2 separate regions of the Mus musculus genome follow, and region 1 is linked to region 2. Evidence: chromatin loops called from intact Hi-C (ENCODE). Cell type or tissue: left cerebral cortex. All regions are shown on one strand. Each heading gives the region's core, and the rest is flanking DNA. Links, peaks and the distances in the headings are about the cores only. Region 1 holds the start of Rbbp8nl (RBBP8 N-terminal like). Region 2 has its middle 18 kb from the start of Mir133a-2.

Region 1 (16,248 bases), core at 3,804-11,803, 120 kb after region 2:
GGGGTCCCAATACTGTCTCCCCACATCATCCCCTGGTTCTTTGTACATCTATTCCTGTTCTCTGCTTCAATTTGATTATACGTAATCTGCCCTACACGCCACCAAAGGCACCCTGAAGCTGCCTCAACCAATACCCCAAGCACTTCCACAAGCTGGCGTAGCCAGAATGGACAACCTTTTTTGGTTGGTTGGTTGGCTGGTTTTTTTTTTTTTTTTGTTTGTTTGTTTGTTTGTTTGTTTTGGTTTGGTTTTTTTGTTTTTTTGTATGAGCTCCTAAAGAAGAATCTCATGGTGCCTTCCTGGCCTGCACACAGTGGGCACTCAGCAATGTCACCCCATTCCTCACCTCCAGTCTGCACACAGTGGGCACTCAGCAATGTCACCCCATTCCTCACCTCCAGTCTGCACACAGTGGGCACTCAGTAAGAACATGTAGGGGTGGTTTTTTATGCTAAGGTCCTATTCCCCAATTGGTTCTTGATCTGTCAGTAAAGAAAGCCATGGGCCAATTGCTGGGCGGAATGGATAGGCAGTACTTCCGGGTCCCTGGAGGCAATCAGAGAGACGCAGGGGGAGAGAGACATATCTGATGAAGAAAAGTTGACCAGCCATATGATGTTTCATAACAGACTGGCCACACAGGCCACTCCTGTAGTCAGGTGACCAGGGGCATTTAGCAGGGCGTAGATGTCACTGAGCCACTAAAGTTTAGGGCAGGTGGGAGAAGCAAAGATAAGAAATTGGTAAGGGCATGCTTTTCCAGGTGGGAGATAGTAGCGCCCAGCAATTATGCCAAGAAGGCAAGTTGAACATGAACAACTGTGTATGTGTCTTTTGTCCAAGGATTCAAGAGAAGCCGGTTGGGGGGCTGGTAGTGAGGCCAATCCCAGACCAAAGGCAGGTAAAGAGAAACTACGTGCAACAAGGACACACTACCCTTGCCCCAGTCTCCACGCAGTGGGCAGTCAGTAGAAGGCACACCAACCCTATCCCCAGAAGGCATACAGTGAGAGCTCAGTAGAGGGAACCCCACACCTGCCCCAGTCTGCACACAGTACCAATAGTAGCAGGCTGTAAACAGATACCAGTGAGCATACTCAGTGTGATCCTATGACTACAGGACAGAGGGTAGCCTACACTAGTACTCACCACAACCACCCATGATGCCTGCCTCAGTATCCTAATCCTAAATTCAAGCCTGGGCTCTAAGGAACAGCTAGGCACAGAGGAAATGGGTCACACCCCTCTCTCAGTCTGGAAAATGGAGATTTTCCCATCCGTACACTCAGGGCCTCTTCACATGTAGCCGCTGTTCCCGTGGACTGGCCTGTGTCCCTGAAGACTCACACTGCCCTCTCCTCCGGGAGACACGGTCCACCTAGCTTATCCTCCAGGAAGGCCATGGAACCCTCCAATCTTGTAGGACCTGAACTCCACAGCCCCGCCCTTTACCAGCTTCTGCAGATAGACATGGAGGGGACAACATCCGACTGCATGTGACATCTCAAGCATCTAGTTCCTAATTGTAACTGATAGGAGAGAGAACCAGGCTGAGGCAGGAGAACTCCAAGTTCAAGGCTGGACCTAGAAATGTAGCTCAGTGGTAGAGCACACAGCCTAGGGTGTGAGAGTCTCTAGAGTCCATCCCAATATCACCCAAACCAAAATCCAAATTAAACAAATGAGGCCAGCTCAAACAACTTAACAAGATTCTATCTTAAAATGAGAAAAGACCTAGGGGTGTATCTCAGTAGTTGTTTGACATGTACAAGGTTCTGGGTTCAATCCCCAGAACCACAAGATAGTAATAATAATAATAATAATGATGATGATGAAAAATAGTTTTATTTGCAAGTTTTTATAATTCGTTTACTTAATGTGTGTGGCTGTTTTCACTGCATGTGTACTTGTGTGCCATGTGTGTGCCTGGTAATCACAGGGCCCAAGGGACTAGAGTTACAGGTGGTTGTTCAAGAGCCACCATGTGAGTGCTAGGAATTGAACCCAGAGAAAGGCACCCTGTATCCTAACTGCTGAGTCATTTGTCCAGACCATAAGTTTTAATTTAAAAAAAAAAATTGGGGGCTGGAGAGATGGCTCAGCGGTTAAAAGCATTGACTGCTCTTCCGAAGGTCGTGAGTTCAAATCCCAGCAACAACATGATAGCTCACAACCATCCATAATGAAATCTGATGCTCTCTTCTGGGGTGTCTGAAGACAGCTACAGTGAGCGAGCAGGGCCGGAGTGAGAAGAAAGTGTCTGAAGACAGTTTCAGTGTACTTACATATAATAAATAAACAAATCTTTTTAAAAAATGGAAATCAAGGGGGAAGCTGGTGAGGATCAACCTCACACACAGCTCCCCTATGTGGCCCCTCTTACACCACCCCCAGGAGTAAGGGGATATGTTGTATGCACAAAGGTTTGTATATGCTTGGCTCAGGGAGTGGCACTATTAGAGAGTGTAGCCTTGTTGGAGTAGGTGTGTCACTTTGGGTGTGGGCTTTAAGACCCTTATCCTAGCTGCCTGAAAGCCAGTATTCTGCTAGCAGCCCTCAGATGAAAATGTAGAACTCTCAGCACCTCCTGTGCCATGCCTGCCTAGATGCTGCCATGCTCCTGCCTTGATGGTGATAGACTGAATCTCTGAACATGTAAGTGGTCCCAATTAAATGTGGTCCTTTATAAGACTTGCCATGGTGTCTGTTCACAGCAGTAAAATCCAATCTACAACCGTAACTAAGTATGTTCTAGTTTCCTTTGTGTTGAGGAAAGAAAGGGCTTATTTAGTTTATACTTCCAGGTCACAGTCTATCCTTGAGGGAAGTCAGAGCAAGAACTTGAAGGATGTTGCTTGCTCTCTCATTCACACGTTCATGATAGCTGTTATACAAACAGCCCAGGACCGCCTTCCCAGTTAACAGTGCCACCTACAATAATCTGAGATTTCATTATAATCAAAACAATCCCCCATAGGCTAATCTGATTTAGGCAACCTCTCAATTGAGGCTCCCTTCTCGGTTGGCTCTAGGCTCTGTCATTGACAATTCAAACTATCAAGGACTATGTACATGAGTGTGTACATAAAGAGAATACATGGGGTAAGGGGGGTATTATGCACTCCAACACACAGCATGTGTACTGTAGTCAGACCTTGTGCTCTGTCAGGACCAATGCTTTGCCCCAACACTGCACAACATTGTATCCTAGAACCAGCCATCTCCTGACACATGGGTGGATGGATGGATGTGTGGATAGGTTCATGAATAGATGCGAGGTGTCTAGAGCCTGCTCAGATCTTGGGTGGACATAGTAAATATGAAAGAGGCCCTTTCCAGAGGATAGGAGGCACTGGACTTCTCTGGCTCCAGCTTGCCCGGAATATGGAAAGGGGCAAGGAATAAGAAGCTGTGGGTTAGGGGTTCCTACACACACTTTCCAATGCAAAAGACCCCTGAGACATCGTAAGTTTCACACTTTCTCAGAACAGCAAGCAAAGCCTCTTCAAGTCCTAAGGCAGTGAGGAGAGCTTGGCCTCCTGGACCAGCCCACTTCCAAGAATACTTCCTGCAGGCCTTACCGCCACGGCAACTTCTGACTCCACAGCATCTTCCCGCTCCACAGGTTTCAGGTTTTGCTCAAAGTCACCCAGGAAGGGTGAAGGGTCTGGTGAGGCATCCACTAACCTGAGTGCTCAGAGAGGGTTGGTGCTTCGTATAGGCACAGGAGGAGTTCATGCTAACAACTGAGCAAGTCACGCTGGCTGGTCTTATGTCAATTTGACACACAAACTAGAGTTATCCAAAAGGAGAGAACTTTAATTGAGAAAATGCCCCCATAAAATCTGGCTGTAAGGCATTTTTAATTACTTATTGATGGGGGAGGCCCCAGCCCATTGTGGATGGTTCTATTCCTGGGCTGGTTGTCCTGGGTTCTTTAAGAAAGCAGGCTGAGAAAGCCAGGGGAACCAAACTAGTAAGTAGCACCCTCCACCACTTCTGCCTCAGCTTCTGCCTTCAGGTTCCTGTCCTGCTTGAGTTCTTGTCCTGACTTTCATCCATTGATGATGAAGAATGATGTGGAAGTTGAGCCAAATAAGCCCTTCCCTTGGGGCTGGAGGGATGGCTCAGCAGTTAAGAGCACTGACTGCTCTTCCAGAGGTCCTGAGTTCAAGTCCCAACAACTACATGGTGGCTCACAACCATCTGTAATGGGATCTGATGCCCTCTTCTGGTGTGTCTGAAGAGAGTGACAGTGTACTTATACATAAGATAAATAAATAAATCTTTAAAAAACAAACAAACAGGCCAGGCGGTGGTGGCACACGCCTTTAATCCCAGCACTTGGGAGGCAGAGGCAGGCAAATTTCTGAGTTCGAGGCCAGCCTGGTCTACAGAGCGAGTTCTAGGACAGCCAGGACTATACAGAGAAACCCTGTCTCGAAAAACCAAAAACAAACAAACAAACAAACAAAAAAGCCAGGCGTGGTGGCACACACCTTTAATCCCAGCATTTGGGAGGCAGAGGCAGGCGGATTTCTGAGTTCAAGGCCAGCCTGGTCTACAGAGTGTGTTCCAGGACAGCCAGGACTACACAGAGAAACCCTGTCTCACAAACAAAAATCAAATAAAAAACAAAAAAACAAACAAAAAAAACCAAACAACAAACAACCTTTCCTCCCCAACTTGCTTTTTGGTCATGGTGTCTCATCACAGCAATAGAAACCCTAACTAAGACAGCCATCTAAAAAAAAAAAAAAAAAAAAGCCAGGCATGGTGGCGCACGCCTTTAATCCCAGCACTTGGGAGACAGAGGCAGGCGGATTTCTGAGTTCAAGGCCAGCCTGGTCTACAAAGTGAGTTTCAGGACAGCCAGGGCTATACAGAGAAACCCTGTCTCAAAACAAACAAACAAACAAAAAGACAGCCATGATGCTAGAGACCTCATCAGCCACATAGTCAACTAGGCTGGACATCAAATGGCCTCTGCCCTGAAGGTTACCAAGAGGAGTTAAGCCTTAAATAGTTCCAGGTCACTGAGAAGAGGGAGAGGGTCTGGTGGGACTAGCAGTATACCTACCAGCTCCGAGGCTCTGAAACAAACCTCATCCACTCAGAGGCTACAGGACTGCCCCACCATCTGCTCCACCTCCACAGCCTCTGGTGGGCTCCAGACCAGCAGCTCCAGGCAGACTGGGAGCCAGGGAGAGTGAAGCAAGTTTGACAAAAGGACTCAGTGAGCAATAAGAATAGAACTAGAGTCCTAGGCCTGACCCCGCCTTGCGGCTTGTGAGCTGTGGGTATACCTTCACGATGCTCCCACCATTCATTCCAGGGCCCCCTCACATAAGGGAGGGTCCTTGGGGAAGGCACTTCACTGGCCTCAGTTTTCCCACCTGTAAATCAGAAAAGGTTTATGGGGGATATCACTTGGCCTTCAGCAAAGCTGGACCAAGGCAGTTGTTAGCATCACTGTCACCATGGCAACCATTCCAGCAAAGCTGGTGAGGACAAAGGGTACCACGATGATGCTCTCCAACACCCAATCCAAACATGACCACAGGAGAAGGGGTCAAAGGTCCCTTGGTGATGTTAGGATCCAGATGGATGTCACCAGTAGGTGAGGTGGGCGGCTGAATATATACAATTCCGTGTCCTGTCCCTAAGTACCACCCTCCCCAACTTAGTTGCTAACAAGGTCACAGTGAGTAGATGTTGGCTCCGGTATGACAAGGACCACTGGAGGGAGAAAGTCTGAGTGGAGGAGGCTGTGTTTGCTAAGACCCTAGCACTACTCTAAAATGTAGCTCTATATGTTCCTCGAGTCAGGGCTTCATGTATGCTAGGCTGGTCTCAAACTATCTGTGTAATCAAGGATGACGCCCAGTTTCTGATCCTCCTGCCTCTACCTCCTAAGAAGTGAGATTAAAGACATGATCCACCACGCAGTTTACGCAGTGCCCAGAATCAAACCTAGGGTTTAATGCATGCTAGGCAGGCACTCTTCCAACCGAGCCACAACCCTTAGCCTGTTTGTTTGTTAAATGTATATGGGTACACTGTAGCTGTACTGATAGTTGTAAGCCATCGTGTAGTTGCTGGGAATGAAGGTTGCTCAATCCGGTCAGTCCTGCCCACTCCTGTCAACCCCACTTGCTCCCGTTGGCCCTCTTTACTAATTTTTTAAAGCCTGATTTTATTAGTTCATATGATGGTGTACACCTGTAGTAAGGAGTTCTTAAGATCACTTGATTTCAGGAGTTTAAAACCAACTTAGACCACATAGCAGGGCTCCTTCTCAACAAAAAAGGAAAAGGGTCAGGGGGGTGGGGGGGAGGAAGGAAAGAGAAGGAAGGGGGCAGGGAGAAAACAAAAGAAGGGAGGGAGGAAGGGAGGCAAGGGGGGAGACCAATTTAGGCCTGGTGCACACCTGTAATCCCAGTGGAAAAGTTCAGGACTAGCCTGAGCTACACCCAGTCTCAAATTTAAAAAATAAAAAAATATTTCTTTTGAGACATGGTCTTCTGTAGCCCAGGCTGGCCTCAAACTCATGGAGGCTTGCACCACTACACTTGGTTTTCTGTACTGCTGGGCATTAAGCCAGGGCTTCATGGATGTACAAGCACTCTACAACTGAGCTTCGTACGCCCAGCTCCTCCGTTTGTTTTTTTTAAGAGCTGGGAATGTAGCTTTAGTGGTGGACCAGTGTAGGGAAACCCTGCTGCCAAGGTGGAAGTTTGACATTACGGACAGCCCTGAGCTCGGACTCCCTTTGTCCTCCGGGCTTCCACTTCTCTGGAGGATCCGGGACACCACCTGAGGAATGTGGTGCAGTCCTCCACCTGGGATTCCTGAAATGCCTCCCCATGCTAATGAGGCAACTCAGTGCCTTAGTCTTCACTCAATGACCTTTGACCACACCCTCACCCCCTTTCCCAAAACTATATAACCCTTGTCTCACCCCAAATAAAGTGTATGGGTACATGCCCACCCCAATAAAGAAATACGCACAAGCTAAGGTCGTCTCAGAGAGCCGTTTCATTGAAAATCTCAGAGAAGGCCTTTGCCTGAAAGATCCCAGGAAAAGGCCTTCTCCCCTCCCCACCCTCTACCCCCACCTACTACCCCCTACCCCCCCACCACACCACCCCCTACTCCCACCCCCTACTTCCCACCCTCTACCCCTACCACCCCTATCCCCCATCCCACACACACACACACCCCTCCATCTGACCCACCACCTCACTCCCAGCCAGACCAGGATCCTGCCTGGCCCAGACTCCACTTCATCCTTCCAGCCCAGTGTGCTGCATTTGGACATGCTGAGAGGAAGAAAACAGAGGATGCAGAACCACAGACCAGCATGTATAAGGCCCTGGGTTCTACCCCCAACACAATTAAAAAAAAAAAAAAAAAAAGAAAAGAAAAAGAAAATTCAGCCATTAAAGTCCAGTTGTATTAAACTAAGCCAATAGTGTTTAATTACAGGATGAATATGCCCAGATGAGTCCACCCACAACCACAACCAAGAACCTGACAGTCCCATCACCCAAGAAGCCAGTTCCTGGGCTGCTTGTCTGAGGAAATCCTGTTCTCTACCACCTAGTCTGCGCCATCTCACGTGGAGCAGAGGCATGGACATCAGAACCCAGCCTCTGGATCAGCGAGGAGTTTTCCATTTCAGAGCTTGGCTCCGTTGTTTATTCCCTGGCCAGCCCAGTTGCAATTGGTTATAAATAAATACAGCTGCCAGGACATCAGTCTGGCTGCTGGGCTGCAGAGCCAGTGTGTGTGAACTGACCTCTGAGAAAGCAGTCTCTGTTAAGTTACTGACAGGTTAACACTGGTTAACACCACTTCCCTGTTTATCCATCAAGCCCCAAGCAGGGTCTCACAGCTGAGTGCCTACTGAGGTAGACCCTGGCAAAAGCTTTAGCTGCAACCTCACCTCAGGGTTCCTTCTGAGCTGCCTACAAAGCATACTGTGCAGACAAGTCCCTGGCCCGGAGAGATTGTGACCCAAGTCACAGAAGAGCTAGGATTCAACTGGCTGGGGCAGGACCTGGGGACCAAGGAAACGGGACAGAATTGCAGGGTCCAAACTTCAGCTCTGGTCGAGAGATAAGCCTACACTGCTGGCATGAAGCATGTGGCTTTTCCTCCCCACAGAGAATTCACCAGACCTGTGTACACACACCAGGGCATGTACACACATCCCCAGGCATGCGCACACACAGTCCCAAGGCATGCATACACAGCCTCTAGACATGCACATTCAACCTCTAGGCATGCACGCACAGCCCCCAGGAATGTATGTACAGTCCCCTAGACAGATACACAAAGCCTCTAGCCTGTAGACCCTGCCACACACATCAGAAAAAGTCCATACACATAGCACAACATAGCACCTATCGAACAGTCACGAGCTGAGGAACTACAGCCAGCTGCTTTCAAATGCCAAGACTTGTGCACCAGACCTGGCTGAGCCAGGGGCTGCTGCACAATGTCTTAGGCTAGGGCCGACAGAAGACAAAGGTATACCTCTCGTGGTCTTGGATGAAGAAAGTCCAAAAGCAGATCTGATGACAACCTTCTGTCTGTGTCACCTGGCAAAGTGGGGCAGAGCTCTCTGCTCTCTGTAAGAGCACTGGTGCTATTCATGGGGCTCTGTCCTTTATGTCCCGATTGCCACCCAAGTCCCCAAGTACTACAGCCTCGGTGTTAAGAAGTCAACATATTGGGGGAGGGGGGGGTGCACTTCAGACATTAGCCAAAAACAGGCAAAGCCTCTGTCTACTTGCACACAAGTCCCCTTTCTCTCAGGCTGAGCCCACAGGGAACATGCCCTCTCCCTCCTGTGGAGCCCATGCAACGAACAGATACACACGTGCTGAGCAGGCAGACACCTCTCACAAAGGTCCAGACAGAAGGTAAAGAATATGCAATGTGTCTCTAGTGCTCTATAGCCTAAAATCTTCCTCTTCCTGGAGCCTAGACAGTCATCCTTACCTAAGACCATCCATTCTCACCCTAAGCTCAGGGCCAGCTGCCAGCAGCAGGAAGTCTTCTATCCTTCAAGACCCAAGACTTCCTCCTCTCCTAGTCAACGTGGTTGCTCTACAGACCCTCATTACCTACCTTCTGTGGCTCCGTGTGTGAGCGAGGGAGCCTGCTTGCTTCTGGGCAGAGTCAGGCAAGCTGGAGTAAGAGATGTTGAAAGGCACGTGAGCGAGAGAGAGAAGGGGGCAGGGCATCCATAGCCTCAGAGGACTCTGTTTCCTGCAGGAGTGCAGCCACAATGTCACTGTCCAAGCCAGCCCCTGCCCTATGTGTCACGCCATGGTTCTACTCATCAGGGTCATCCTGAAATCCAGAGATGCCCATCCACTGTGATACCCACAACCTGAGGCTTAGCCCCTAACCACCTCTACCAATGAGCAGAAGCCAGCTGTCTGTCTCAGGAAGGCCACAATGGGTACTGCAGAGCCCCAGACCCAGTGATGTCTCTAAATAGTAGTCTCCAGAGGCTCACACCCTGGGTGTTTTGTTTTGTTTTGTTTTGTTTTGTTTTGTTTTGTTTTGTTTTGTTTGTTTAATCCACAAAGTCAGGACTATTGAACTCTATCTATCCAATGTCATTCTGGCCGCAGACTAAAAATATAAAGGTTAGACAGGAAAACTTCACCTGCTCAAGGTCAACCCAAGGCAAGCTGGATGTAGATAGCATAAGGGTCCTCTAAACATCTGACTCCCGAGTGGCAAGGCCAACAGCATCTCCCCTTCCTTCATAAAGGCCCACACAGCCTGCCTGTGCTCTGGGCTGGCCAGTACTCCTGTCCAGAGTCACACAGGATGCTGCGGAGATGGTCAAGCTGAGGCACCCAGGCGGCTCGGATTAGGGAGAAACAATTCAGCTCTATGCACATGGCCAGCCGGTTCTTCCACTCTCCCAGAGATGGCCAGACCAGTCTGGCGGCTTTAGTCAGTCCCTGCCTCCTTGCAGCTCCCGGCTGGGAGAATCGGAAACCTGTCAGGCGGGTTTGGTCAAAATTCTGTCTTGCAAGTTCATACTGCTCGCTCCTATCTCTCCCGGGTGGGGATCACTGAGGACCGAGGCCCCTGGAGGTCCAAGGCTGGCCAAGTGGCCATGTGAGTACACGATTACAGCAGACAGGGCCCTTCCAGGAGCCGGGTGGACTGGAGTCGTTGGGGTGCTCACCAAGGGGGCTAGAGACCCAGCTCAGGCTTCATAGCAGGAGGCCGGAGACAGGAAGCAGAAAGCCTGGGAGGCGGGAGGCAGGGACAGGCAGGCTGGCCTGCCTTCACTGTGTGTGGTATGGAGGACTACCTGATGCCTGGTCCTGGGGACCAAGCAAGGAGGAGGAAGACTCAAGGATTTCCTGGGCAGCAATTTGGGTGCAGCAAAAGCAAAGCCAGGTATGACACTGTGGCCCCCATCTCTGCAAGGGGTTCCAGGACCTAGAAATAGGCTGGTGGCCAGCACTGTGTCTTGGATCACTCACTGTCCCCTTCCTTGTGGGTCCAGAGACTTTGCAGCCACGGAAAAGAAAGGAGCACAAAGCCAGGTCCAGCCACCCATAGCTCAGAGCATGCCTGGGGACATTGTCAGGCCCTAAGATTGAGGCAGTGGCTCTAAGTACTTCAGCAGGCATTGGGAGACAGTAAGATCAATCACTAGCCTATTCCGTCCCCCGCCCCCAGGCCTGGAAGGCGGGAGTCAGGTTGCAGGGCCCTCTGTTACCTGACCTGTTACCTAAGCTGCCTTATTTTTTTACTTGTGCCCTGGTAGGCAGTGTGCGCACAAGCATGGGGCGTGCAAATGTTCGTGCCCACCTGCCTGTGTGTACACAGCCATCCTTAACCCCGTGCAAGGGGTGTGCGTGGCGGGGGGATGGGCTGAACTTGTGCAAAGGCGTTTACTTTGGGCATGGACTCAGATGTGGGTTTCTCAAACTGAAAGCGTTGTTCTGTCTGTGGTGGCTGCCTGTCTATCGGGGCCTATGTATCAGAGAGATCCAAAGCCACCAAGAAAGCGTCTCTCGATAAAGCCCACCACCCGACTGACCAAAGCGGTTGCTAGGAGGTCTTTTTGTGTCTAGGCCATATCTCGTGTGAGCTGGTGATTGTAGATATATAACATTTCTGATCTCAAGTCTCTATCAAATAGGAGCTTCTATGGGTGACCATGATGAGATGTGGGAACACATGGGTTAGAAGCACTGTGTTCCCTGCCCAGCCCTCTCTGGAGCACACATGGAAGCTCCCGCTACATACCAGGCTCCTTCTGCCTCCCCAGTCACCACTACCAGATTTATGAATGGGAAAACCAAGGCACAACCAGACAAGTAGCTTGTCTGAAACCACTGTGGGATGCTTTGTCCGTCACAGCAGCATCCCACACAGAGAATGAGATGAGATGGACCAGCTAGACTCTGGTTGGTTCAAATCCAGCTTCTGCCTTCTTGCCTCTGGTCTGCCCCATGCCTGCAGGCTGATTCCATAGCATGAGATGCTCAGTACATCCTCCAAGGTCAAATGGGCTCCAACCACGTTCTGGTGGTGTTGCTTGGCCCTGCCAAGGTAGGCCAAGTAACAGCTTGGCTTCCTTGGCTAAACGCTGGGACGATGTTAGCTTGCCTGAGCCAGAAAATCCCTAGTGAAATATAGGTACAGAGGTACAATGTGCAACAGCAACTGCTGCTGTTACCACCGCTGTGGTCAATGCTGACTTTTGTGGCTACGTAGGCCACATCTGGTCTAGATGAATAGACCAGACCATCAGACCATCCTTAAAGACACAAAACCAGGTCTGCTGAGAGTCCTCGTCCCTTGAGGGCCTGATAAAAGACAGGGGGCTAGGCATTAAGGACAATCAGACAGGGTGGCTGTCATTGGCCTCCTCTGACTTAGCACTCCTGAGAGGGAATGAAGTCAGCTGCCATTACCCACCAGTGACATGGCCAGTCAACAGGAGGAGTCCAGGGCTCCAGCTGCCCCAGAGAACAACACCCAGATATGGCCACTGACCTAACACTTGGGCTTTGCCACTGGGCCAAATGACACTAGTCTTACTGGGAGCCACAGATGGGACCATGAGTCTTTATCTATAAGGAATGGATGGCACCTTCCCTGGGAATGGTCACCAAGACCCATGGACTAGTAAGCACTTTGTGACCACTGTTGATGACAGGCCTCTTCTCTAAACTCGGGAATGGATCTGACTTCCCAAAAAAGGTCTTTTTGTTTGTGAGATTCCGGTTGGTCATAATGAGGGAGGGCACTGTTAGCTGCCAGGGGTCTATACGTGAGGGAGATAAGAGGTTCAGGGTTCCCTCTGTCACACACAGAGTTTGTGCCACCTGCCTTCTGCCTGGACCATTTAATACTAGTGAGAGTCAGTCTCACAGAAAACTCAGTATAGGACAGGGTGCGTCATTACCCCCAGATGAGGAAACATGGGCTCAGGGGGTAAAGCAACTGACCCAAGACTAAGAAGGACAAGAAGCCTATTCAAAGCCCAGGCCAGCACTCGGGGCTGAGGTAGGAGCTCTCCTCGGGGACCTCAGCCTGCTGACCTGCTGACTGACTGGAAAATCCCTGCCTCTTCTCAGAGGCCACTCAAGGGGAGCTGTGGGGGGCAGGTGAAGGGTCTGAGGTTCAGGTGGGCTCTCTTGGAGGCAGGTGAGACTGAGGAGCAGGTGGGGACCCTGAGAATCAGGTGGGAGCTCTACAGAACAGATAGGGGCCCCATTGAACAGGTGTGGGGGGATCTGAGGTTCAGGTAGGGCTCCTGAGAGGAAAGTAAGGGCCCTTGCAGTACTGGAGGCCTCACGAAGCACATGGGTGGCCTAGGAGGTAGATGGGGACCCCGAGTTGCAAATAGGGGCCCTTGAGATGTGTAAGGATCCTTGGAGCAAGTGAGGGACTGGGAGGGGCAGGAACGGGAGGGAACCTGAGGTTCAAGTAGGCTTCCTGGGAAGCAGGTAGAGCTTACTGTGTGTCTTCCCTGTGAGGACTGTGACAGAAGGCTTCTGCTGTCCCTCAGGCTTCCTTGCTGCGCTCTCTCTCCTAGGCTCTGACAGGGGAGGCGCTCAACTCAGGGGCATGCTCTATTTGGTTCCCGGGAACTGCACTGAGTTGGTCTGAGGAGCACTCCACCTGTCCACACAGAAGCCATACCTCACATCCAGCCTCCTTCCTCTCGGCAGCTTTGACTCCTCACAGACAAAGGGAGGCAACAGTAGGCCTGAAGGTCTGTGTAGGTGGCAGCTGCTCCCAACTTTGTACTTGCCTCCTCAACTGCCCAAGGAGCAGCAACAAATGGAGCAGAGGCCGATCCAGCAGCCTTGTCCCTCAGCCCCTCCTTCCTGAGAATGCGGTGCCTCACAGACCTTCCAGCCTGGATGTCGAGAGTGAGGGGTCCCCTTGCCCTCTTGAGGACCCTGAGGTCTCAGCTCACTCCCATCACCTCACAGGTCCAAACCCTCACACTCTCCTGGGTATCACCCTTCTGGATTTAAGGTGGCACCAAGACTTACTCTTGTAGGCTTGGTCCCCTTCATAGCTCCTTACACCTGGATGCAAAATACAGCCTTGGCTTCTAAAAGGACCCACACTCACCTGCAGAGTTCCCTTCATTCCCAAGCTGCTGGTCACCATCTCTAGCCTAGACTCACAGAGCCTCCATTTCCTTTCGCTGCCTAAACCCCCAACACTCCAGACTGGTGGGAGCTAGACCCAGGCATGGTAGGGTCTACTTCATCTGAGTCATATGTATCTGCTGTCGGTTTACAGCACTGTTACCCAATATGCAACAGGACAATCTTGCTTGGTCTTGTCGTGGCCATGGGTCCCTGGGTAGGATGCATGCACCATCTACATCTGAGGGAACTAAGCCAGTGAACAGCAGAAAATGCAAGATTGCCCTCGGGACCTTGAGAGTCACAGCCAAGCCGTGTGCTTAAAGATGGGCCGCAATGCACAATGAAGGCAGCATATGGACCCAGATCCCAAATAGGTATCTCCCAAGCCTACAGGCACCTCAGGATCCCTTGCAAGAGTTGCTTCAGTCCATAGAGCAGGTGCTAGGAGCCTGGGAAGAGCCACCCGTTGGGCAAGTCTGGGTGGAATTACAGGTGTCTCGGCTCAGCCCCTTCCTAGCCCTGTTTGTCCCAGCCAGCTGGTTTCACCCTCTGGGCCTTTAGCAAGGTAGAGCCTACACAGCTGAGCATACAGGCCCAATGGAAAACATCCCAGGCTCACACCGGGTGAATGAGCAAGGTCTGAATTCAAATCTACTTCCCCCGACCCCCAGTGAAAAAGATGGAGATGGAATCTCTTTGAACCTTAGATCTCCCACTAGGAGAGAAATCCCTTGAGATGTTTTGAGAATTAGATGGTTCTGTTGAAAGTGATAACTGTATTGAAATCAAGAGAGAAAAAGGCAACTAGAGTCCCGTAAGCTAAGACTGGGGCCCTCAGCCTTGGGGTGGTTAGTCTCCCAATTCTTCATTCCCACATTGCTCACCCACCAAACACAGAGCCACCAACTGTCACCTCTACCACTGTAGCCAGCTATGGGGCAATTGAACGCCAGGTGAGTCTGTAAAACCAGTCTGGGAGCTCATCTCCTTCCTGGTTTCTCTCCTCGTTCCATAGGTGTAGCTGTCTTTGCTCAGTGAGTTCCTGTGGCCACGGGAGCCACTGTGTGAAGTGGAATTCATTATACTTCAGGATCCCCAACTGTCTCTTTTCCCCACCCCTAGCCCAGCCTCCAGAAGCCAAGGCTTATACCCAATTCTCTGACCCCATGCATATTCTAGTATTAATCATTTCATCCCCAGCCTTTATCCGTTCACTCTCTGCCTCTCCCCCCAACAGCCCCTCACAGGGAGCAGATGTGCCCCACGTGTGTAAAGTTTACATACCTTCCAGACTATAGCCCCTACCTAAACCAACCCTCTTCCCACTCCCCTCTCTGCAGGCTGGACACAGAAGGGCAGTAGAGGTCCCAGGCCTCCTCACAGCCAGTGCAGTGTGGCCATCGTACAAGGAGTCATGGATAGCTTCATGGAGTCGCTGAACAGGCTGAAGGAAGCCCATGAGAAAGAGGTCCTGGGTGAGTGAACATTGTGCTCATAGGAAAGTGGTCTTGGGGGTCTTAGCCTGTCAGGGAACTTCCAAGTATCCTCTCTAAAGCACAGGGAGTCTGTCTGGAGAACAGAACCTTGACTGGAGAACACAAGCTGCAAAGCATTCGGATGCCCAGCCTAGACCCCCTTACCCAGAATATCTTTAGACCATGCCCTATGGTGTGGATCAGGAGAGGGGCATGTTGAGGGGTCACTAGCAACACCTCATGACCACAAGCTACATCCAGCCCCCAAGCATGTCCCTGCTGTGTCCTGTCAGAAGGCTGGCAGGTCTAGCCTAATAGCTCATAACCCAGAGGGAGAGGTCGCTCACTCTAGAGGGTCCTAAGGCCATATAAAGTGTCTTTGATCCTGAACAGAGACCTCCTCCTTCCCTCCAGCCCCTGATAAGTTCCTCACTGGTCAGAGTTCCCTTGACCCACTTCACTGCGATTACAGTTCAGACCTTGGTGGCCTTTGGAAAGGGCCACATGAAGGTCAAAGAAGCAAGACACTCCCCCAAGCCTCAGAGAAGAAGTCTTCCTCAGAATCCCTGGACCTACCCTGGTTGGGGTCAGCCTCACTGGCTCCCAAAGAACTGTGTCAATGAGAGAAGGGTCTCGTGGGACTTGCTCTGAAAGCCTATAGATCACACAGCTAGTGTTATGGGGAATGTTCCAGAAGCAACAGAAAAAAAAAAATGCCTACTGGGTGCACTTGGGGATTCAAGCTAGGGTTAATAGGATTTGAGCTTGGGAGACTTGGAGTCAGCACTGACCAAGAGGAGACTAGGCCACTCCCTAACAGAGGAGTGGACCTTTTTTGGCAATTGGTTTGGGCTGGCAGGCAACCCTCATTATACCTAATGGACTTGGCTGGGTACACAGGAACTCAGGGAAGGGCAGAGGCTTCTGAACCCCAGGGGCTAAGAACTTGCAGCTGCTGAGAGAGTAGATGGCTAGCCCCACCCCCAAGAGATTATGTTGATTTGAAGACTAAAGAGAACCTAACAAGTAGGAAAAGACAGGTACCAGATCTACCCAACCCATCCTATGCACCCAATAGACAGGTCCAGGAGAAGTTAAGGGTGTATGTA
Region 2 (16,248 bases), core at 5,148-13,147:
ACACAGTGAGAGTGCAGCTACCCCCACCACTGCCTGTGCCTGACGACATCTCCCTATCATTGACATGATAAAGGAAGTCACTGTGTCACCAAATGGGCACAAGCTCCCTACTGCACAGGTTGTGGCTGCTTGCCATCAGCTAGTGACCCTTATTTCTGCTCAAGGGACAGTGCCAACTTGTACCCCACAAAGAGTCCATTACAGTTTTTCCTATGTCCCCAGTTTCTGGCACTTCCTACTACCTGGCAAACTGTTGGGGCAACACTTGATCTGGCTTCTTGGAGGGCTCCACCAGGAATCCTCAGAAGGATGGTGGCATTTTATCCTCAAGTGCAAACTCTGTCAAGGTGGTATGAGCCACCCACTCTAAGGAATGAATAGGATGCTCGTGGCTCTTGAGAACTCCATAAAACAGGCACACTGTGAAGTCAGTGAAACTCAGGACCAAGCCCCCACAAAGGGATAGACAGCGCCCACAGAGAAATCTGATAAGATCCCCATTTTTCTGGCCAGTAGAGCTGAGCAAAGGGGTCCACAGACAAGAGACGGGGTCCTGGGAGAGGAAAGAGCCGGGAGATAGATTCACACCATCTACATGTGGACCCATACAGGGCTCTTGGAGGGACATTTGGTCCAACATATGCTCTGAGAACAAATCTAATGTTGGAAAGTCCATCTCAGACACACTAGAATTCAGGACGACCCACTAGCCCAACAAAATTATCAGTGTTCTCCAAAGTTAAGAGGCCGGACCCAGTTCTGTGTTGGACACTGAAGTGCTTAAGCACACCCAGAACCGGGAAAATGTGACTATCTTCCAGAAGAGAGTGTGCAATAAATGCCAGCCCCAGAACAACCAAAAACAGCTGCAGTGGATGTGCTTTGTGTACACACACACACACACACACACACACACACACGTATACACACACATACATACACATACACACACATACACACACACACATACACACACACATACACACATACACACACATACATACACATACACACACATACACACACATACACACACACATACACACACACATACACACATACACACACATACACACACATACACACACACACACACACACACACACACCAGTCCTTTTACTTCTTCTAGGAGCCAAGGAGGTGGAACTTGAATTTCCAGCATCATTATAGAGATCATAACCAGACATCCTGGAGACAGAACTACTTCCTCACTGAACTGACTCTTAATGGGTCTTCCAAAAAGTTAATTCATCATGAAAGTAACAGACACTTTGTGTCTTGGAACTCAGGCACACACCACTTGGGCTGGCCCTCCTTTTTAATATGATGAGGTTGGAACCAGAGTCCTGCTTACACTACACCGACCCTGCTCACTTTATTTGCCTTTTAAATTTTTCTCTCTGCTGGCCAAACCTGGAGGCTCAGCTGGAAAGGGAATCCTTCTGTTGCATTAATTCCAAGGTCCTGGTAAAAATCTTACAGCCTACCTCAAAGCCTCCAGCCCATCTCCCCAGCTGCTGCTGTGCCTGATACCTACAACCTCTGCCTCTCCCATAGCCTGAGTGGACGTTCACTTCACTGACCTTTTCAAAGAGCCAGATCTTGAGTGAACTGACTCTCTCTATGGTTTCTGCTTGCTGGCTCACTGGTTTCCCCTCTGATCATTACTATTTCCTACTTTCTGCTTACACTGAATTTTTTCTTACCAGTCTCTGCTTATTCCTGGCTAATATATTGATCTATGATTACCTGTTTATTTAGTTGGTTTTTGAGAGTGGGTCTCATGTAGTCTAGGTTAGTCTTGGACTTGACATGCAGCTGAGAATAACTTGAGGTTGACCTCCCTTCCCAAGAGCTGGGATTACAGGGATACACCACTATGCCTGACCCTGTAATCTTTTATTTTCCTCAGTTAAAGAATTAATACTTGATTAGCTAATGACTAAATTGGATGTATTTAAGTGCCCCCTTTGCCTGCACACCACACATTTTAATTTACTTTCTGCCTTTAATTTTAATCCGCGCCATCTGTATTAACCATGCGTTTCTGGTGCTTTACCATCCGAGGTCCTGCTAACCCTGAGGGGCGGCCTCTTTCAGTGCTGGCCAATTTCTACAGACATCCAAAGACTCACTGTATAGTCTCACCCCTTCTCTGTCACTTTCTCTGGGTCACAGCTGCCCAGATGCCCTTCTCTCCCAGGCCAGGATCCCGCACCAGGCTGGCTGGGCTCCTGCAAAGCAACTGGTCCTGAAGTGTTAACCCTGCCTCTTCCTTCTGCAGACACCACGGGAAAGCGTCTGCAGGGGTCCCCTCACTGCTCCTAGCCTCCGACTGACCAGGGGCTGCTCCTGTGGACCGCACCCCCCCACACACACACACCTGGGAGATGAGAGCATACCCCCTTTCTTCTCTTGAGCTGTAACAAACTTTTAGTCCTTTGGGGGGGATGGAGGGATCTCGCTGTATAGCTGAGGCTTTCCTTGACACTTTGTGCAAAGAGTTAGCCTCAAACTCATCTTCTATCTGCCTCCGATTCAAATTTCTGGGGGGTGGAGGGGTCACAGATGTGTACGACCACATGCAGCTAGTGAAGTGGGGTTTCTTGGGTCATGCTTTGTCATAGTTTGAGCCTACTGTGTGGGAAGCTATGCATTTAAACAGATACACTCCCTCAAAAGGAGATTTTCTTGGGGCGTCATTCCCAGTCAGGTGGTATATGGCAGTTAGGCACTTGCACTGAGCCCCATTGAAGATGTGCTATTTGAGCCAGGCCTGATGGCACATGCCTTTAATCCCAGGACTCAGGACTTCAAGGCCAGCCTGGTCTACAGAGTGACTTCCAGGACAGTTAGGTATATGTAGAGTCCTGTCTCAAGGAACAAAAACAAAAGCAAAACAAAACCAACAACAGCAAAGAAAAAGTGTTCTTCATACTGTCTGCTGAGCTGGCGTCTCACCTGGAGGAGGTTAGAAGTGGAAAGTCTTAGAAGTCCCAGCCACCCATGTCCTCTGGGTGTCAATGTTCCAAGTTGAAGGAGGCTGAGATTCAGGGGATTGTAGGGCACTCAGAATTAGTAGACATTTCCATGGCTTCTTGTTCCAGCTTCTTTCTCACTGAGGGTCTCAGGCTGTGCGAGGGTGCAGCTCAGAGTGACCCCCCCCTTACATAGGCCCAAATGTTTCAGAACCACTACAGGGTAGGGAAGGGAATTGAGAGTGGGAATCTATTTGTCACCGTGAAGGAAAAGCTATAAGAAGTCCCCCTATGGCACACTCAACGCCCAGTCTTTCCACCTGGTCCTATGAAGCCGACCTGGCTCCCTTAACACCACAGGGGGATCCTTGTTTCTTATGAGTGGCTGACTATGGCTGCTTCCTGCAGGATCTTCCAGCTGTGAAGTCCTGCAGCAAGAGGGACTCCAGACACTCAGAGCCTGTGTTCCGCACAGATTGGAATTTGAAAGATATCTTTGTGGAGGGTTCAAGGGCGAAGGCTGAGGAAGCAAATGAAAAATACATGGGACACACTTCTTTAGGACTCTAGAGGATTTGGGTTCCCCTCCTACACACAGCCACCCCAGTCAATGCTTGAGAACACTGGAAGATGTGGATCTTCAGGGGCCACCTGATCTGTCATCCCACTGCTCCCATACCCCTCGAGGGAACTGTGGGAGACCCCATTTTGTTTGATGCTTTGGAACATTTTCTTCTAGAGAACTCATGTCAAGTAGAAAGACAGACTGGACTGGTGGAACATAAGATCTTGTAACTTCTCCTCCACAGAGTGCCCAGTCAGGATGGCAGAATACTTTGTCCTAGGGCAGGGAACCCTGTCTAGACACACGTCATGTAACCAGTGATACAACCAGTATCACAAAGGTCTCAGAAAGTGCCAGGCATGTAAGTGGGAAGGGTCTGGGAGGCCAGACAGGGCTCTTCCTGTTGTCTGGCACAGCCAAACCCTGAGTGTTTCCTCAATCTACGCCTTGCTCGCCCTTGGCCTGGTCTGGCACCCGTGGCTCCCCATCTGTCTGAGTATATGTGTTGAATTATTCACTAGGCCATATTAGAGCCACCTGGCAGGATGAGGCAGGGTGAGCAGGCTCCTGGCCTGTGTCCCATCCCTCCTACTGTGTCTTGGTCATCTCTGGCTTTGCTGGGAGATAGCCACTAATGGAGCCACAGCCAGAGCCTCCTGCAGGGCTGTGGCAGTTCTAGCCTCCTACAGTCAGCTCTGTACCTAGCCCTGCACCATTCTGACCTGTGTCTCACCTGCTGCCTTGGACTCTGGGTCTAAAGCTTAGTACTATGAGCTCTGCATATTTGCGCACTCAGGCTCCACCCAGTCACCCCTACATCAATCAGGCAAGAAACTGAGACAAAATATGAACATCAAGTCTCATCAGGATCAGGGCAATGAATTTACAAACTCAAGTTTGTTTTGGAGTGTGTGTGTGTGTGTGTGTGTGTCTGTGTATTGACATGCATGTATTTCATACCTGAGTGTGCATATAGTCATGCATAGAGTGTTACACATGCAGGAGTGTGTTTACATGCATGCACACATGTGCTTCTGTGGTGTACACATGTAAGCTGGGTGCTGTTTCACATTTAATATTTTATACCTAGTGAAACTTCCATTGCCCCTGGCCTGCTGTGCATAGGCTCACATCCACCCATGTGCACATGTGCTCAGGCTATGTGACCAGGACTTGCTGTGTGGCTGTGTGTGACACATTCAGCTCCAGGTCCCAAACTTGGTTCTGGAGTCACCATTTTCTGGATTGTTCATTCAAAGTGCCTCTTGTGTTGGTCCCATGAAGTTGCTCAGTGCTAGCTCCTATGGAACAGGGCCCGTGTAGGCATAAATTTTTTTGCAACCTTCTTTTAATAAGGGTTCAACCTCTCCTTTAGTCCACCACCCAATAGAGGTGGTGGAAGAGAAAAGTTATTAGGATATGGAGGAAGTGGAACTGTTCAGCAACGGTCCTTTGGGTACAAGCTTGATCTTCTTCGGCAGCAGTTCAGTCCCATAGCAAACACCAAGTTCGATTCAGCAGCTGCAGACCAGTCTTCTAGGCAGGCAGACACCAGGCATGAACCAACAAGAAACCATCAGGCTCACTAACTGGACTGAGGCAAGGCCGCTGAAGAGGTGAGCTGCTGCTGGAACCTCACGAGCAGTTAGTTCTTGGGCGAGTTTCTCTCAATGGCAGGCAGGTTTACCACAAGTTGAGCTCAACATTATGTAAGGCGAGCCAATACATGCCTTTCACGTGTTTGCTATGTCCAAACATCCTTTCACCTGTGTCTGCTTCAGGAAAACATTCTCTCATGTTTGTTTGCTTTAGCAAGACATCTTTTCACCTGTGTGCCCCAGCAGAACATCATTTGACATAACTGACTTTCCAAAGAAACTAGAAATTTCCACCTCAGGCCTGAGCCAACCTAATTCTGACCCAGACCTCCAAGAGCAAGGCAGTCTCCTGGCTCTGACCCTCAGTCTTAATGGGACCTCCCACCCCATCTCCAGACTGAACGCAAAATGAAAGAAGCAGAGGAGAATCTGCCACCCGTGCCCTCAGCTTGTCATATGACTTGAGGAAGTTGGTACAGAGTTACCTATGTTCACTTGTCCCAGTCTCCCCCATGGTCCTAGTCCCCTGGAGGATTGACTTCCCCTGCAGGGGTCAGGAAGGCTCCTTAGCAGCCTCCTTCTGTTAGGTGCTTCTCAAGCTGGTACAAAGACATTAGCAAAAGTGGTGGGTGAAAGCATCAGGCAGACTCAGACACCCCATTAAGGCTGAGCCTTCAAGGCTGAGGTCATTATATCCCAGGGCAAGGCCTCAGCTTTAAGGCTACCACTTTAAGGATCCTTTACCCAGTCATGGGCTGGATCCACTCTGAAACAGACACATGTGGCTTTCTGCTTACTCACTTGGATGTCTTGGAGGATCTGTGAGCTCCCGTGAGGCCCATCCTGCTGTGAGAGTACAGAAGAGATGATGTCGGCCTCCCAGCCTTTCTAGCCACTGCTAGGTATCTCAGCATCAGCTCATGTGACTGCAGTGGAGTTGTTTGGGATAGCTCTGCTCAGAATACCAGCCAGGGATTCTTCATGGTGGAGACAGGGGTTTTGTGGTATCTTGGATCTGGCTAAGTCTATACCCATCTGACTGACACAGACAATCAACTGTGCAGGCAAATCCACCATGGATGGAAGACTTCTCTGCTCTCAGATGGCTTCCAGGCTCCCTGTGGCTTGTTTTTGTTTGTTTGTTTGTTTGTTTGTGTAAGGAAACACATGTAGAGGATAGCTCTAATCCCTGTGGTGGAGATTCGGGGGAAGCTGGCTCTTTGAAAAAAGTCCTTACATGAGACTATCTCACCATATTCCCACATTTCTGAGTGGATGGTCGATGCCAACCATGAAACTCAAGTACCCAAGAGCTAAGAAGCCCTGAGCCCCTCTCACAGGCTGGTCACTGACAGGTGGCTGCGGAGAGCAGCTTTGAGGCAGACTCTGAATCCATCCCCTTTGCCTGCTTGCTTCTCAGCCTTGTCTGTTACTCCCTTCCCTCTCCTTTAGTCTCCCTTTTAATGTGTGTGTGTGTGTGTGTGTGTGTGTGTGTGTGGGTTGTGTGTGTGTGTGTGGGGGGGTTTCAGGGAGGAAGCCTGCCTCAGAGGTAGGTGCCAGGATAGAACGAATTTCTCACAAAATACCCCCAGAAGATGAATTTGATGAGGTCATCCTTACCGGAAAACTTGATTCAAAACCCTGGAGTATTTGTAAGAAATTGGTTATTCATGCCCCAAATGAGACTGTCCATTTTTGTCTCATATCAGTCAGTAACAAGAAGCTGTTACCTAAGCCCCTGCAGTGCTTTCTGTCTTGACAGAAAGAAGCATAAAACCATCCTTAAAATGCTCTGAAAGCCCAGGCTGACTTGGCTTTCTGCCCTCCTGTCCGCCAGAGCTCAGAGCAGTCACTACTCCGGTAGGATCCGTGCCCAAGGAAAGCCCCTCGGTTGCTCTCCGTGGTGCTGGAAACAAGCTGCGCATGCTCTGTGGACCCACCACAAGTGCTCCGTTTTAGTTTTCCCCCTGCTGCTGTGATTAAAGACCCCCAACAAAAAGAGCTTAAGAAGAAAAGTTTTATTTTGGCCCGTGATTTGAGGGTCCTGCCTTTCACGGCAGTGAAAGCAACCTGACAGGAGCACAAGGCAGCCCCGTCACAGTTTGCCCACAACCAGGAAGCAGAGAGCAATGAGTACTGGTTGCTCTGCTGGCTCGTCCCAGGAACCCATTGCATGAGATGATGTTGCCCATATTCACATGGGTCTTGCCTCTTAGACTTCTCTGGAAACACCCCGACAGGCATACACAGTGCTATGCCTACTAAGTGGTTCTAAGTCCTGTCAAAGTGACAGTCAAGACCCAACCACAGCAGAGTCAGCAAGAGATGGACCTGAGCCGAGAGCATCCTGGATGGCACAGGCTGAAGTCACATGGCCGCACCAAACCTTCCCTCTCCAGTTGCTGTGTCAGTGTAGTTGATAGACCCTACTTGGGAGGGACGAGCATGCATTGTGTGATGTGTGCCTGGGGTGGGTGTGCAGGGATGTATATGCCTTGCTCATGACATGTCTTTGGGGGTGTGCTTGTGGATGTAGATGCAAACATGTAGTGGGGGTGTATTTGACTGTGGTATTGCTTATGGGGTATGTATTATATGGAGGGTGTGATCTATAATATTTATAGTGCATGCATGTGTGCATGTGTGTGTATGTGTGTGCGCATTGGTGGGTAGGTGTGGGTTGTGTGTATGTGTGTGTGTATGCATGTGTGTATGTGTCTGTGCATGTGTGTGTGTGCATGTGTGTGTATGTGTCTGTGCATGTGTGTGTGTGCATGTGGACACACACGTGCACGTGGGCTCTTATGGGCTATGCATGTGCAAGTGTTGTTGTAACCATGTGAGACATAGGAAAAGCCACTCCATATAGGCCAGATCAAGAGTTCTTTATTTTCTGGCAGTTGAGAGCAGGCTCACACATGAAAGACCTCCCAACCACTAAGAGATGTGGAGCAGGGTTTATAAATCCCCAAATCACACCTACAGCACACCAGGGGCCTGCCAGAGGGCAGAAGTTTCAAATTTTTCAGTTCATTTGATTAAAACAGTTTGGTTTAGGTTTATGTTGTAAAACAGTGAACACCCCATCCCCTGAAGCTGCGGTGTGACTTCATGGGAATATTATGTTTTGTTGTCCATGGGACAAGGGGATAGTTGGGTGGAATCAGCTATACCCAGGACAAAATGGAATTACTTTGTGCAGTTCACTCCCCATTGGTCTTAGGGAAGAGTTTTACAACATAAAACAGTATGTACTTGTGGAATGTGTTTGTAGGACACATGCTTGTGAACGTATGTGTTTGTGGGGAGCATGACACATATTTTCAGGTATTTGAGGGGTGCATACATGGTTGTGTGTATTCTCCAGAACTGTTCCTGCTTTGAGGCACGGATGTACCTCAACTTGTACAGTATTTGGTCCCTTTAGGTCCCTAGACACCTTTCCTCCCCAGTTTAAAAGCTTCCTTCCGTTCACTCTGTCTGGCCCAGATGAGTAGCTACCTCCCTCTCCCCAATCGACTATTTCTGTTTCCCTTGGCCTCTGTACCGGCTGGTTTTGTGTGTCAAGTTGACACAATCTAGAGTCATCTCAGAGAAAGGAGCCTCAGAATCCTGCAGAATATGCCATTAGTGTATAATAGGGCACATTTACACAAAGCCCCATGGCCTAGAGGATACTCCAACTCCTAGGTAGACAGCAGGCCTGGGGGTAGTGGGGGAGGAGCTCCCCTGTTTCAACCTCTTTAATCTCATTTTACATGCTCCCTCCTTCAGGGAGGCCTCCTTGAACAAAACCAGGCAATTAACACTCCTCGTGAGCCCCACTGTTACCTGGTCTTCCTGTGTAGGTTTCCTGATTCCCTGCTGGATTATGAATCCAGAAAGATGCTGGGCTACCTGTTCTTGGCACAGGGCCAGGCCAAGCCACAAGAGCTTCCTAGAAAGTGAAGGGATGAGCATGGGTGGAGCCCTGGTGCCTGTCCAGGAACAGCCATGCCTGCAGGCTCCCTCACACCCAGGCCTCACAGACACGCCTGCATCTCATCAGTACCGAATCTTGGGCCTCCTGGAAAACCTGGGCAGAAAATCTGACCTAATTCCTGAACTATAAAAAGCCTCAGTCTCTGAGTAGGATTTGGAAGACACCCTCTCCCCATCACTGTGAGAGAGTGTTATAGTCAGTTTTATGTGTCAGCTCATCTGCCCAAGGTGCTCAGCTGACATTCAAACTCCATCTGGCTGTTGCTGAGTGTTTCATATGCTAAAGACACTTAACACAGTGCCCATAAGTAGGTAGATCGATGGATATAAGATAGACAGATATAGATACATAGATGGATGGATAGATAGATAGATAAATAGATGCATGCATACATACATACATACATACATACATACATACATACATACATAGACAGATACATAGATACATATAGACAGACAAACAGATAGGTAGACAGATAGATTATGGACTAACCACAGAGAATAGATCAATAATGGATGGATAAAAATGAATGGGTATAGACATAGACCCTGTTTGCTCTGTTTGTCTGGAAAGGCCTGACTCACACAGGACAAAGACTGAAATCAGACATGAATTCTAGGGGAAAAGAGAGATCTGGGAACTGTTCCATAGTCAGAGCCACTTTCTTCCCTAATTCTACAGAGCTGGAAGAACTTGAGACTACCACGTCCCTTTCTGTCCTTAGAGACTGGGTTTCAAAGCCTGAGAGACACTGTCTTAAAACAAAGAAGACTCCCCTAAATCACACACCTTTCCTCTGCTTCCCTCGATATCTGCCACATCTCCACTCCAGCCTCAGCCATGGTCTAGCCTTCAAACACTCCTGGCCACTCATTCAATGGAGACATGAGTGGGCTTCCCCTAACCTAGAGGTCTTGAAGGATTACAAATTGGGCTGGTAAGGGGTGGCGTGGGCACCACAATGTATCAGGAGCAACTTTGCTATCTGGCAACTTCCACAAGAGGCTGTCATTTGACAACTTCCACAAGAAGTTTGAGCTGGTAGCCTAGCTCTGTGGACCTGACTCTCAGACAGCACATAGTCACTCCCTCTAATGCCACTCTGCCAGAAGTCCCTTAAGTGTCTTCTTGAGAAAGTCAGATGCCCAAAGCACCAGGCACCAAAGCAAAGGATCCAAAGGATGCTTGTGGGCAACTCCCAGAGAGAGGAGTATAGATCTCCGTGAGACCTGACCAACTACTAGGATACCTCAGTGATCTGGGGAGAAGCCATATGGACATCCGTAGTTGGACCAGGGCCTCCTGTGGAGCTTCTGTCCTGCTGAGATGAGGTTTCCAACTCTAGCCATTTCCTTGGCTTAACACTCAAACTAGCGAGAAGCAGGAAACAAAATGGAGCCAACGGCTTCCTGCCTCACAGCAGCTTCTTGGACACCTTCAGAACAGTTGCCCCAGCTGTGGGTACTCTGGTGGAAGCCACACCAACATCCTACATACCACAAAGGCAGGTGATTCCCAGACCTGTAACTGTCTCCTCTAACTTGAAACACTCCCTCCTGGAAAAGAAAGAGGAAGTGGGGGAGGAGGGCTCCTAAGTAGGAATTTCACCAGACTTACAAGACACACAAAGCCCCTTCCTAAGGTTACATATGCAGTGCGCAGTCATGGGGAGAGAGGACTCTTGGGAGGAACTGCCTGCAAGTTGAGAAGGGGGCTCCAAAGATGCTGTTTCCACAAGTCCTTATCCATGCTGGGGTGGGCTTTACAGTGATGCAAATACATCTAAGTTGCTCATTCTGTAAATAACCCCTCACTCATGCAACTCAACAAGCTCACAGAGTTCAGGTTGGGGAGGGATTTTTGTCTTGGGTCTGTCATTGGTACCCTATCCATGGTAAACAGACATCTATTCATATTACCCCAGGAAAAGTCATGTGATGACCTAGAAGCTACAACTGAGGCCTTGATTCAAGGTAAGAAATCCATAGCCTTACTATCACTTGGCCATGGACTCCGGCCCAGGAGCTTCCTCCAGACGGGGAACTTTGTGTTCAGGTGGGAACATGTCTAAGTATGGGGTCAGGCAACCATACAGTGTGTATCCACAGGCCTGTGGCCAGGGCTACAGAACATCCCCTTTTGCCACTTGCATGCCCCAAGAAGGTTGAAGCCTACCTGGAAGTATGCACTGGTACTGAGCCAACAGAGTCTGTGGCTGTCCCCAGAGCTAGGGAATGCAGATCTCTGCACAGTAGCCCCTTCCCCTCCATGTAGATGGCTTCTGCCCAAGACACATTTGCCTGTAAATCTCTGCAAGAGCAGGTGAAAGGCAGCCATTAAGGAGAAATGTCTCCACTTTAATGGAACCTAAGTCCTTATGCCTTTTCTCTCCAGCAAACCTGGTGGGTCTGGGACAAAGGCTGCCCAAGGCCCCTCGGGCACCAAGATTCTACTGTAAGGGAGGAGAAATGGTGAGAGGCCATGCTGAAAAAGCTCCCAGAGGGAGCAATGCAAGTTCCAAGGGCTTTTGTTCTCCACACCCAGCTTGGCCAAGACATAGGAGTTAGCCCCTAAGGTCGAAGACAGTGAATACAGGTAAGATGCACATAAGATGCTGAGTGTGCTCCAGTGAGCACAGGTGCTCAGTGAAGATGGGCTTCACACTCTTGGGGTCTCTGGTAAGCATCTCGGGAAATCCAGAGGTAGAGAAAGTCAGACACAGAAAGAGGGCGAGGGATAGAGAGAGAAGTGACTGGGACAGTAACAGCAAAGGGACAGAGACACCGCAGGGAGGCAGGATGGAAGTGGAAGGGGAGAGATCAGGGTGCCACAGGATCATTGCTGGCTGGGAGCCTGTGGAAGTCACCTGTCATACTCTGCAACTGTCAGGGAGAAGGTTGGGGTGCCTGGTTTACCCTAGTCCTGGAATCTTCCATTTACCTAGTTTATTTGTGGTTATATGACCTAGGAATTCATCTAATGTGTCTGAGCCTCAGCCTCTTATGTATGGAATAGAGAAATTGTCAATGCTCTGTAGAGAAGGTTACTATGGAGGGAGACTGTCACCCATGTGAGTGGCTTTGTTCAGGGCCCATGACTTTCCTATTCACAACATTCTCCAACCTAGAAACTTTCTATTTTAAAACAAACAAAACCCATATGACATACCCCCCTTTCCAGCTCCCCTCTGGAGCCCCTGAGTGCTAACAGCCACCTGACCCCACTTGAGGGCTAGAGAGAGAGCTCCATGGTTGACTGGGCGGGGTTGAAAGAGAGGTTCCTTCATCTTCTCCCAGAGATATGAGGTTCTACTTTGAGCAATACCCTTGACCCTTTGAGCCCAGGGGACCCAGCGTTGTCCCCATCCCTGACAGCTGAAGTGTGGGGTTCCAGGTGGGGTGGGTGCTTCTGGGAACATGGCCGTTTCTATAAGTATTTTCCAAGGAAAGAAATGAGGCAAACCCTTAGAGAGCAATAACCCATAACAGCCACTCCAAGTACCGGCTTCTGCCAAGGGCTGTGAGCTTGCCAGTTCCAAGTCCTCTGCAAGGTGACACAATTCTGCATCCATTCTGCAGATGATGAAAGAACCGGAGACACCAAGCCGCTGAAGCTTTTCCTCACAGGACTGCTCCTGTCAGTAACACAGAGCCTCCTACACTCTGACCTGACCCTTGCAGAGCCCTAACGCCATTCCTTTCTGCACACGAGTCACCTAATGCTAGGCATAGCAATGCATACCTGTACTCTCAAGTCCAGCCTGGTATACATGGCAAATTCAAGGCCATCCAGGGCTACGGAGTGAGACTCTGATTCAACCTTCCAGGATACACCTAACTGATGGTCTATGTTATGACGCCCTTGGTGCTAGATAACTCCTGAAGGTCACAGGCTCTTCCTCCAGCGAGTTTAGCATCACCCAGCACTAGGGGCTCCACAGCAACCTCACTAACCTTGGACAAACTGCTCATCCTTCCTGAGCTGTCCCTACCTCATCCCAGAGCCGGACGATACTGCTTCCTGGGTAGAATTCAGACAGCAGCAATAACCACAGCCACACTAGCAATTATTAGTATGTCATTATTAATTATTAACATATCAAAATGGCAACTACACACCACATTAATGATTCATGAGAGAAGCTCCTGCCTGCAGGGGGCATATTAGAAGCTCAGTAGTATGGTTTTCAGACCAGGGAGTCCCCGAATAGATGGAATCTCTGCAGTAGCACCTCGTTCCAAGTTGTGCCCAGGAACCATTAGCAAGAAAACATTTTAATTAACTTGCTGTGACTCATAAATTAATTGCTCTCATCTGGCTTCAGACTTGTGATGTAGCCAGAGCTGTCCCCCTGAAGCCAGAGCAAGTCTTAGTTCTGTGGACTTGGGGACACAGAGGATAGAGCTTGAATGTTGCTTCCTAGCAAGGGTCAAGGTCTTCCTCTGTGAGTTTGTCGTCCTGCAGAGAACTCGGAACTGGCAAGCTCACAGGCTGGGCCGAGGCAGGGACAGCTCAGAAAGAATGAGTACCCTGGGACATCCCTGCCAGTGTGTCTGGGACCACCAGCTCAGGGCTTATCCAGAGGCAGGAGTGAGCCGGAAGCGGTGGGGGAACTGTCCACATCTGGGTGCTGAAAATGCCTGCGCCGTGGCTGCATTTTTAACACTTGGTTTCACAGAAGTTCCCACTCCACCTCCCGATCTGAGCAGTCCTTGTTGGGAGGGATCATAAGGCAAACAACATGCCAAGGGCCCCATAGTGAACCATGCTAGAACTGTCAGCAGCTTTCCCAGACCTGACCCTTCACAGGGCTCTGCTCACTCTCTCCCAGGCGAACAGTTCTTCTAACAGGGACAGCTAAAACCTCTTGGAAAGAGAGAGGCAATATGTAGAGGAAGCTAAGCTTCTAAATTATAGAGCTACAATTATGACATGATCAGGGGCTAATGTGACCTTCATTAAGAGAGGTCAAGAAAGCAGGAAGGGGCACATTTGGGGAAGGGCATAGCTGAAAGTCTTGGGGTGAGAGTCTGGAGACTCTAGTGTCCTGATATGAAGAGCAGATGTGGTGCTCAAATCACAGAAGGCCAGTGGCTCTGTGCTCCACTGCCTGCCCCCACCCCACACAGTCATCTCCCACTGCAGAGCTGCGGCTGTACAGGCAGGGCTCTTCCTTGCAGCTAATGGATCAGATGAGGCTGAGGGTTGCAGCCCCTCCCCCACATGAGCTCATCTTGGCTCCCAGGCTGGGATCTGGCCAACTCACAGACAGCGATTCCCAATTCCCGGTATGCAGGGCCAGCAACGCCATGTGACCGATGAGAACATAAAGAACTCGTCTTGGGGTCACTTCCCCTTGTCTTGACTCCAGGAACGAGAGCAGCTCTCGAGGGGCTGTGATTTTGTTGTTATCCCTCACAAATTTTCCCCATGTCATGTCAGTATCTCTACACCAAAGGACCCAGTGGTCCAGAACACAGCTCGGAGTCCAGGTTGCCAGGGTGTGTCGGGTTTACAAACATGTAAGTGTGCATGAGTGTGAGCAAGGGCACTTGTGAGGGTGCACTTGGGTGTATGCGTCTATGCAGGTATGCACCTATGTATAATTGTGTGCCTGTGTGAGTGTATGTAGAGGTACATTGCTAGGAGGATGTGCATCTGTGTGGCGTTTGTATGTCTCTGTGTGTATAGAAGTGTGAATGAGCAGATGAAGAAGTGTGCCTGAGGGGATGAAGCATCCTCGCTCACTGGTTGGGTAGTCATGAAAAGATCCACCTGCATGAATAATACCTGTGGCAGCCTCAGAACAACCAACCTAGCCCACAGAACCACGACCTTGTTCCCACTGTGCTGGAACCAATCACACATGCCCCCACCCATGCTTCCAGTGCTGACATAACACACGTGTGTCTCTGGCGTGTTTCCTGAATGATAAGGACCTGTACTGGTCCGAGAGCCTCACTAAGGCAGGATACATGAGAAACACTTTCTTCTGGGGTGGGAGAAAGGTGAGAGAGGTCGGGTGAGTGGTTCAGTCTGAAGACAGCATGGCTCTGCTCCTGCCCCTCTGCTAACCAGAGCCCGTTCTTTCCAAGAGAGGACTCCTAGCCTCACTACAGTCACCGGTCTTCAGCATCTTGCTCATCTTCACCTTGCTGCCTGTTATTGTCCCATCCCAGACTGGACACACCCAGACATCCTCAGCAACTGCTCAAACACGGTAACATTCATTTCTCACACATATCCAGCTGCTTTCCTGGAGTTCACTGTGTGTTGGGGGTGATGCTCAGAGATGTTTGGGTCCCCCAGACTGCCCAGGCTGTCTCAGATACCACCATCAGGACACAGTGCTGAAGGAGTGGGTCTATGCTGCCACAGGCCACCTGTGGAGATGCAGCTTGTGTGTGACAGGCACTCAGCAAAAAGAAAGGATTAGCAGATTTACACACTCCACTGACAGAGTAGTGCCAGCCTTGCTCTGGCTTCACTCATTTGAATTCACTGATTTGGGCCAGGAGACCAGGATTTCTTCCTGGAAGTTTACAGATGGGCTTCAGCTCTGCCCACACTGTCAGCACAAGTTCATTCCCAGTGGAGAGCTAAGGACCAGCATCCAGTCTCACATAGGTGGGGTGTACTTTATGTTTTGACAGCAGAACAACACACTCATTAGCAGCCGAGGAGATGAATCAGAGGCCAGGAGCACTCTGCTCACCCGGAGTTCAATCCTTAACACCTGTCAGACGGCTCATAGCCACCTGTAGGTCCAGCTGCAAGATCTGACACTACTGTCCTCCAAGGACACCTGCACTCATGTGCACACATGCACACACAGACACATAATTTAAAATAAAAAAGGGCTGGAGAGATGGCTCAGCAGTCAAGAGCACCATCCCTCCTTCTAGAAGGTCCGTGTTCAATTCTTGGTAGCTCACAGTAGTCTGTCACTTCAGTTCTGGGGATCTGAGTCAGTGCCAACCCCACACATGGTACACAGACAAACACACAGGCAAAACACTCTTACATGTTAAATAATAATTTAGAAGTAAAATAAAATAAAGTATTTTAAGATGAGAACTTGTGGGGCTGGAGAGATGGCTCAGAGGTTGAGAGCACTGACTG

What was found. Hi-C counts contacts between places; a loop is a spot of excess contacts. Peaks named below come from ENCODE experiments on the same cell type or tissue, not always from the same donor. Only the 100,000 strongest peaks of a DNase experiment are listed, where the experiment ranks them.
Region 1: it touches region 2 in a loop (2.4-fold over the local background); 2 of 42 quality-filtered maps call a loop at or near these places.

What each region holds. Positions count from the first base shown.
Region 1 is chr2:180,283,678-180,299,925 of GRCm38, reverse strand. Rbbp8nl (RBBP8 N-terminal like) reads left to right here and starts at 10,047. Exons shown (of 13, transcript NM_173031.3): 1 at 10,047-10,149; 2 at 15,005-15,139. The coding sequence starts at 15,079. It overlaps Gm29943 (a long non-coding RNA gene), which reads right to left and starts at 9,231. Exons shown (of 3, transcript XR_867153.1): 1 at 9,139-9,231. In left cerebral cortex, for the core only: no CTCF peak of the experiment used is centred there; no DNase peak of the experiment used is centred there.
Region 2 is chr2:180,408,700-180,424,947 of GRCm38, reverse strand. No RefSeq gene overlaps it. Among named protein-coding and RNA genes, the nearest start is that of Mir133a-2, 18 kb to the right of the region's middle. In left cerebral cortex, for the core only: no CTCF peak of the experiment used is centred there; a DNase peak (open chromatin) is centred at 9,238.